3 separate regions of the Homo sapiens genome follow, and all the other regions are linked to region 3. A link is a loop called in an ENCODE intact Hi-C map of the cell type or tissue named here. Cell type or tissue: A673. All regions are shown on one strand. Region 1 overlaps RPH3A (rabphilin 3A). Region 2 has its middle 18 kb from the start of MIR1302-1. Region 3 has its middle 120 kb from the start of PTPN11.

What was found. Hi-C counts contacts between places; a loop is a spot of excess contacts. Peaks named below come from ENCODE experiments on the same cell type or tissue, not always from the same donor. Only the 100,000 strongest peaks of a DNase experiment are listed, where the experiment ranks them.
Region 1: a loop joins it to region 3, with 4 times the contacts of the local background. A loop is called at or near these places in 1 of 110 quality-filtered maps.
Region 2: it touches region 3 in a loop (8-fold over the local background); 1 of 110 quality-filtered maps calls a loop at or near these places.

The regions. Positions count from the first base shown.
Region 1 is chr12:112,797,136-112,799,635 of GRCh38, reverse strand. The region is part of intron 2 of RPH3A (rabphilin 3A); the gene reads right to left. Among named protein-coding and RNA genes, the nearest start is that of RPH3A, 6.6 kb to the right of the region's middle. In A673, no CTCF peak of the experiment used is centred here; a DNase peak (open chromatin) is centred at 1,415; H3K4me3 peaks cover 854 bases; H3K27ac peaks cover 2,500 bases.
Region 2 is chr12:112,675,719-112,678,218 of GRCh38, reverse strand. It overlaps a transcript of RPH3A not described here. Among named protein-coding and RNA genes, the nearest start is that of MIR1302-1, 18 kb to the left of the region's middle. In A673, a CTCF peak has its summit at 1,066; DNase peaks (open chromatin) are centred at 648, 1,008 and 1,438; H3K27ac peaks cover 2,154 bases.
Region 3 is chr12:112,537,985-112,540,484 of GRCh38, reverse strand. No RefSeq gene overlaps it. Among named protein-coding and RNA genes, the nearest start is that of PTPN11, 120 kb to the right of the region's middle. In A673, CTCF peaks have their summits at 812 (motif pointing left) and 1,011 (motif pointing right); DNase peaks (open chromatin) are centred at 1,004 and 2,344; H3K27ac peaks cover 1,153 bases.

The DNA.
Region 1 (2,500 bases), 260 kb before region 3:
AAAGGCCTTTGTGTGTCTAGATAGTCCATGCCGGAGCCATGCAGAGAATGCCAAGCCTGGGAGGGCTTCAGAACCACTGTGTGCCACCAGAGCAGAAAGGCAGGCAACTCACCCAGAAAGCTGAATCTTTGGCTTTTTGAAAATTCTACAAAATTCCAAGCATTTGGCTTGGAGGTAAGATGACCAACTCATCACAGTTTGCCCAGTACTCTTTCCATTCTTTTTTGTTGTTGTTTTGTTTTGTTTTAGACACAGGGTCTCACCCTGTCACCGAGGCTGTAGTACAGTGGCACAACCACAGCTCACAGTAGCCTCAGCCTCCTGGGCTCAAGTGATCCTCCTGCCTCAGCCTCCCAAGTAGCTGGGACTACAGGTGTGTGCCACCATGCCCAGCTAATTGTTTAACTTTTTTATAGAGACAGGAGTCTCACATGTTGCCCAGGCTGGTCTCAAACTCCTGGCTCCAAGCGATCTTCCTGCCCTGGCTTCCCAAAGTGCAGGGATTTACAAGTGCGAGCCATCATCCCTGGTCTGCCTCTCAGTTTTAACACAAAGTCCTATATCCCAGGACCCCCTTCAGCTCCAAGCAAAGCTGAATGGTTGGTGACCCTACTTGGAGCCCTCATCACCTGGAGTCTCATGAATTCACAAATGCATTCCCTTTACAAGTAATTTCTGTGTGTCTTAAAGATGAGATGAGGAAGGCAGAGGAGTTAGGAGAGGAGGAAGACGGAGAGAGAGAGAGAAAAGGAAAGGAAGAGAGGCCAGGGGCAGAGGAGAGAGAAAGGGAGAGAGGGAAAGATGGGGAGAAAAGAGAGACTGCAAGGAGAAAGCAGGGAATTATTTAAGGGGTGGGAAAAGTAAGGAGACAGGGGCAGGGAAAAAGGAGAGAGAGGGGGAGAGATAAAGACAGAGACTTAGGGGCTTAGCACCACAGTGACAGAGGAAAAACACAGGAAGGCAGAGACGGAAAGGGGAAAGGGGGCAGGGAGGAAGATGTGCAATGGAGCGGACCACACAGATGCCATTTGGCAGCACCTTGCATGAAAAGCCTCCCAACGAACTTCGAGAAACCATCTCTCTTCTCTGCAGCCCCAGAATGCCGCCCCGCCATCAATGGCTGGCACCAAAACCTGCTTACATAATATGTTCTCTGCTGAAAGCTGCTTCCATTCACAAGTCACCACTCGTCATTGTGTAGGTGCATTAAAAAGGAAGAAAAGGAAAAGAAAGAGAGGAAAAAGAAAGAAAAATGCAGCTGAATGAACTCACTCAGATTATATTGAGAGATGAGAAGATATTTCCCCCCCTCGCTCTCTAAATAAATCCTTCATGAACCAAACATCATTATGATGCTGTCAGATGAGTTTCCTCTTGTTGATTAATTGCAGGGGGTGGTAAAAAACCCAGCTTCCTGAGGCATGTTATCTTGCTCACTGGATGGATTACTAAACCAGAGTCTGACAGAGCTCCATTACAAAGAGATTTAAGCGTGTGTTATATCATTAAAACCAATGACAGCAAGACAATTACTTCGAGGAAACCACAGTGACATTGCATACAGCAGCCTGGGCCCTCAGCACTGCTGCCTTCCCTCTTTTCCTGGCCCAAATGGGGAGCAGAGTTGGGCTAAGAAGAATCACTTTTGGCTGGGTGCAGTGGCTCACGGCTGGAATCCCAGCACTTCGGTAGGCCGAGGCAGGAGGATAGCTTGAGCCCAGGAGTTTGAGACCAGCCTGAGCAACATAGAGAGATCTCCATTTCACAAAAAATTAAACAATTAGCCCAGCATGGTCGTGTCTGTACTTCCAGCTACTTGGCAGGCTGAGACAAGAGGATCGCTTGAGCCCAGGAGTTCAAGGCTGCAGTGAGCTATGATCATCACGCCACTGCACTCCAGCCTGGGTGACAGAGCAAGATCCTATCAAAAAAAAAAAAATTTTTTTTTTCATTCACTCTCAAAGCCACCGCCTGCAAATCCCAAAGACCTAGCCTGGCTGGACAGCTGATTATTAAGGCCTTGCCACAAATCTACCTGAGAAACTGAGTCCTGGGGTCCTGCCTAGCAAAAAGTGACTCCTTGGAATTGTCTGAGGTTAGCAGGGAATGGGAGCGACATGCTAAATCCAGGTCACACTCCTGTGGGATTCAGTAGCAGAAAGGAAATCAGATGACTCCGGGCATCAAGAGCTTTTTACCCCCCAACAGAATGTAAATCCAGCAACATCCACCTTTCTCTGTTCTTTGCCCCTCTTTTGCCTACAAGCCTAGTAATGCAGCCCCCTCCCCCTGCTCCAAGAAACCAAGCCTGCTTCACTTTTAGGAAAGGCTCTTATAGCTTCTCATTAAAGTGTGAATGACTAATAAGGCTGGATGCATTAACTCGCTCCAAAGCATCTGCTCTTTAACCAAGAGCAGAGCCTTAAGAAAAAGAATGAAACTTGAATGATGGAAATTTCAGGTATCAGTGAACTGAATATCTTTGGGTGACTCGGGGAGC
Region 2 (2,500 bases), 140 kb before region 3:
CTGTTGCCCAGGCTGCTTTCTTTCGACAGGGTCTTGCTCTGTTGCCCAGGCTGGAGTGCAGTGGTGCAATCTCAGCTCACTGCAACCTCCGCCTTCCAGGTTCAAGTGATTCTCCTGCCTCAGCCTCCTGAGTAGCTGGGACTACAGGCATGCACCACCATGCCTGGCTAATGTTTGTATTTTTACTAATAGTAGAGACAGGGTTTCACCATGTTGGCCAGGCTAGTCTCGAACTCCTGGCCTCAAGTGATCCACCCACCTTGGCCTCCCAAAGTGCTGGGATTACAGGCATGCACCACCACGCCTGGCCTGCCCTTGTATTTCTAATCTCTGGTTCTAGGTTCTGGATTAAGAAAAACTCAAGTACAGACTTTGTCACCTGGAGAGAAAAACTCATTCTAGAGTTTGCTGAATTAATCACAAGGATAATGGCTGCCGAGGCTAGCTGCTTTGCCGTGTGCCAAGCTCTGGGCTGTGTGCCTTGCAAGCATCATATACTTTTTAAGCCAGGATTCTGTGAGGTGGGGATTCATTTTGTTTCCATTTTACAGAAGAGGAAACTGAGGCTTAGGTTGTCAAACAACCTATTCGAGGTCATCCAGGTAGAACATTACAGGCTCGCAGGGTGGGGTGGCTCACAACTGTAATCCCAGCACTTTAGGAGGCTGAGGCGGGTGGATCATTTGATGCCAGGAGACAGAGCAAGACCCTAACTCTAAAAAAGAGAAAGAGGGAAGGAAGGAAGGAAGGAAGGAAGGAAGGAAGGAAGGAAGGAAGGAAGGAAGGAAGGAAGGAAGGAAGGAGGGAAGGAGGGAGGGAGGGAGGGAGGGAGGGAGGGAGGAAGGGAAGGAGGGAGGGAGGGAGGGAGGAAGGGAAGGAGGGAGGGAAAATGACAGGCTCCACACCTATGTGCTGCGAAAGCTCAAGCTCTTGACACTGGGTCCCATGGTACTTGTTTTATTTTTGTTTTCACCATTACCCTTGATGAGAGCTGGGTCCTGTTTGCCGCACTTGTAAGCAAGGCCTGTTCCACAAGAGGGCTTTGATGTGTCAGCCTCCAAAAACCATGGGGTTCCTTTGCTGGGTGTAATTTTTTTTCCAGTTGCTCAACTTCTTGGGCTCTTCACCAGAGAGGAACTATCTTTTTACAGATCCATAAAGAAGCTCTATCAAAAATCAACACAGAAAACATCACTCTGCAGCCAGCGGTAATTCCTGAACCGGAGAACCTCACACAGGAGAAATCCAAAAAATACAGGCTAGCCAGAGTGTGTTTATCGTTAGCAAGGCAGAAAAGCTACCTTGCCCCTCATTCTTCCTCAACCTTCCTCCCTAATATTGTCATTTAATCTCCAGCTGCTTCTCTTTCTGTCCAGCCCAGCCTCCAAGAAGAGCTCACAGGAATGCCAGGATGTCTCTCTGCATATGCACAGAGCAAGGCATTTTTCCAGCTGTCATTAGCACTGCCTACGGTGTGCTCTAAGAGGGAGACGGGCCTGGCATTCTCCAAGCCATTAGAGTACCTGAATAATTTACTACTCTCAGCAAAAGGGCCCTTTCCCTGCACAATTTCCTCCCACCTCTTCAGGTTTCCTCCAGAGAGCTCCTGGGAGCCGACAAAAGGGAATGAAGTGGCATTTTAAAGGAAGGCCTAGTCGCTCTCTTATTGGCATCTAAAGTTATTATCTGGGGCCAGAATCCAATTTTGAAATCAAGTAAAGTCACACCAAGATTGCAGTTTTCTTTGTGAGTTTAACCCTGCTGGGGAGAAAAGCAGAGAAGAGACTTGGTGAGAAAGCCCAAGGCAGCTTTGATGAGCAGATTCGGCCAAGAGCCCTTGCACCCAAGTGTTGGTGGCTGGTAGGGAACCTCAGAAATGAGCACACAGCCTGGGTGACATTGTAAGGCAAGACAGTGGGAAAGTAAATCTGATGCATGGTATGCATCCTGTTAACATCTGTCCCAGCCTGGGACCCCTGTCTACCCTCAGAGGACATCCTGCCTCCCTCCTCTCGGTGTTGCCTGGGCTCCTTTGCTAACTGGCTTCAGGTCCATTCTGCCAACGGGAGGCCCACGTAGAGATCAGAGGGCACAAGGAAGGGAGAAGCCAGGATATTTCTCCCCAGTCTGGGCCGCAGACAGATTTCCTCACAGGAGTTGCATCTCCTCTGTGGCTCCAGCTCCTGCCAGGCAGGACTGCCCAGGCTCCAGCTTCCACCAGGAGATCTCAGCTCCTGAACTCTACCTTCCTTTCTCTGTCCCACAAGCCTCAGGGAGTGACAGCTTTCTGCCATGGCTGGATCTCTGATTTCATCATCACCCCCTATTTAAACAGTTCCTGCATTTACATCTCTCTGTCTTAAAAACTCAGTGTCATTTCTATTTTCCTGATAGGACCCTCACTGATAGAACCACCAGAACTGGCTCATATGACCCTGAAAATATCCAATTTTTAAGAATGCAATTTTGCACAGACAGCAACATATACCTGCACCAAAAT
Region 3 (2,500 bases):
TTACAAGGATTCACTCATCAAATCCCCACAACAATTCTCAAAGTCGGGCTCTGTTTCATCCCATTTTACAGTTGTGGAACTTGGCGCTCAGAGAGAGTCCTGATGTGCCAGAGACCACACAGACAAGCAGTCCAGGGTTGGGACTGGTGCCAGCCAGGTAGGCTCCTCTGAAAAGCCCAGTCTCTTTAGGAGCTGATTGCCCCCAAGCTGAGATTCAGCTGGACCATGAATGAACCGTGTGACCTTTGGCAAGTCTTGGCTTCTCAACTGTGAACCGGAGCTGATAATGCCCACTTGTGTCTCATGTGCCCTGAACAATGCCTGGCACTTAGTGAATAAATATGCTAATAATTAATGACACTATCTGAACACTTACTATGTGCCAGCTACCACGACTGCCTCATTGATCCCCGAAACAAGGCAGTGGTGTAGGTGTGGTTACCACCCACTATCCCAAGTGACATTCCCCAGCAAGCTGTCTTTGAGATCAAGTTTAGCATCCAGTTGACATATTAAGGAGGTCCCTTGGAATCAATCCCTGGGGAAGATTGAGGAAGGAAGCAGGAATGGGCATAGGGGGAAGTTGAGCTGTGATGCAGGGCCGACCACATCCTAGCCTACCCTACCGAGAGTCCTGGAGCTAAATTGGTGATGTCTCCAGTTGGGTCCAGATGGACAAGCCTTTATGCCCCATCTTGATCTATCTTGGGCTGTGAACTGTCCCAGGAAGTGGAATAACCTTGAACGAGGTGGCTCTGCAGCTGAAGGGATTGCTAAAGGGGTTAACAGCTGAGAGCCATCTGCTGTCAGCACCCCCAGCAGTTGGGGCAGCAAGTGCTCCATTGAAAGGGGTCTTGGAACTGAGGTTTTGATGACATTACCAAACTTGCCCAGAGCTCATACACAAAAACTGGCAGAGTCAGGAGCAGAACCCAGGACTGTCTGATGCCCATGTCTCCCGACTCCCTTTTTTCTTTTTTTTTTTTTTTAACCACTAGATGGCAAAAATCAGTGCATTCACCAAAGGAGTTCATAACTACTTGGATAGCGGGAATAAAAAAGAAAAAATTCAAAAATGTGTCAATCCAAGGTTGGACAGCCTGGGAGCCTGGATATATGATGTCACCCCTGATAAATAGGAAGGCTGGGCTGTGGGGCCAGAGCAAGGAGAGATGGCTGGGTCAGGTCTGGCCAAGCTGCCTTTAGCAGAGGTTGCTAGAATGAAAATTTGTATTCGGGGAAAGATAAAGAAATCATCATTTTTAAAAACATCTCTCTGAGATGGCAAAATGCCAGGGAGATAACCCAGGTGTTTTTTTTTTTGTTTTTTTTTTTTCCATTAACACTTGGGAAAGATGAAATGCAGCCGGAGAGATTAAAGAATCCCACTGCACTTTCTTCCAGAGACTGTGAGGACTCAGGTGTGTCCCCAGAGAGAGGTGGCAATTGCAGACAGTTTCACAGATGATGACAAAGTAAAACAAGCACACGATGAGGAAGCAAGCAGTCTGAGCTCCAGCCCCAGCTCTGCATTGACAAAGATGCTGTGTGTCCTTGAGCAAGCCACTTGCCCTCTCTGAGCCTCAGTGAGAATGAGTTACAGTGAATAGAGTGAGTGAGGTCTGCTTTACAGAAGCCAGGTATAATAGGGAGTGAAATCAAAAAGGTTTGTCTCCAGTAATTTCTGAGATTGTATTTTTTTTTTTTGTCACAGACACACTTTGCACATTAAGCCTGTAAGAAGAGCATTATTTCTACAAAGAAAAATGCTCATGTCTTGTCCCAGCACTTTGGGAGGCCAAGGTGGGCGGATCACGAGGTCAGGAGTTCGAGACCAGCCTGGCCAACATGGTGAAACCCCGTCTCTACTAAAAAAAAATACAAAAATTAGCTGGGCCTGGTGACGGGTGCCTGTAATCCCAGCTACTCGGGAGGCTGAGGCAGGAGAATCACTTGAAACCAGAAGGCAGAGGTTGCAGTGAGCCGAGATTGTGCCACTGCACTTCAGCCTGGGCGACAGAGCAAGACTCCATCTCAAAAAAAAAAAAAAAAAGAAAAAAGAAAAATGCTCATTTCTCATCGACTTTGATCACACAGCCCTCTCAATCCACCTTTTGTTCTTCCCCTTTCAAAGTGGCACTGGTTAAAAGAAATACTTCACTTTTCTCCTAACTCTACTGTAACAACAGGAATGTGCTGATACATGACAACAAGTGGCACTCAACCACCATGTCACAGACACAGGAAGTGGTAAGGACTCTGGCGAAAGGAATGCTTGGGCCCCCTGGAAAGGGGGTGGCTGCCATTTGTTGCCAGGGAAGAATGCAGACCTGTTATTGCCAGGCAGTCCTGTTTTTCAAGAGAAAGCTGAAATCTGGGCTGGGTGTGGTGACATCTGCCTGCAGTCCCAGGTACTTGGGAGGCTGAGACAGGAGAATTGCTTGAGCCCTAGAGGTCGAGGCTGAAGTGAGCTATGATCATGCCATTGCACTTCAGCCTA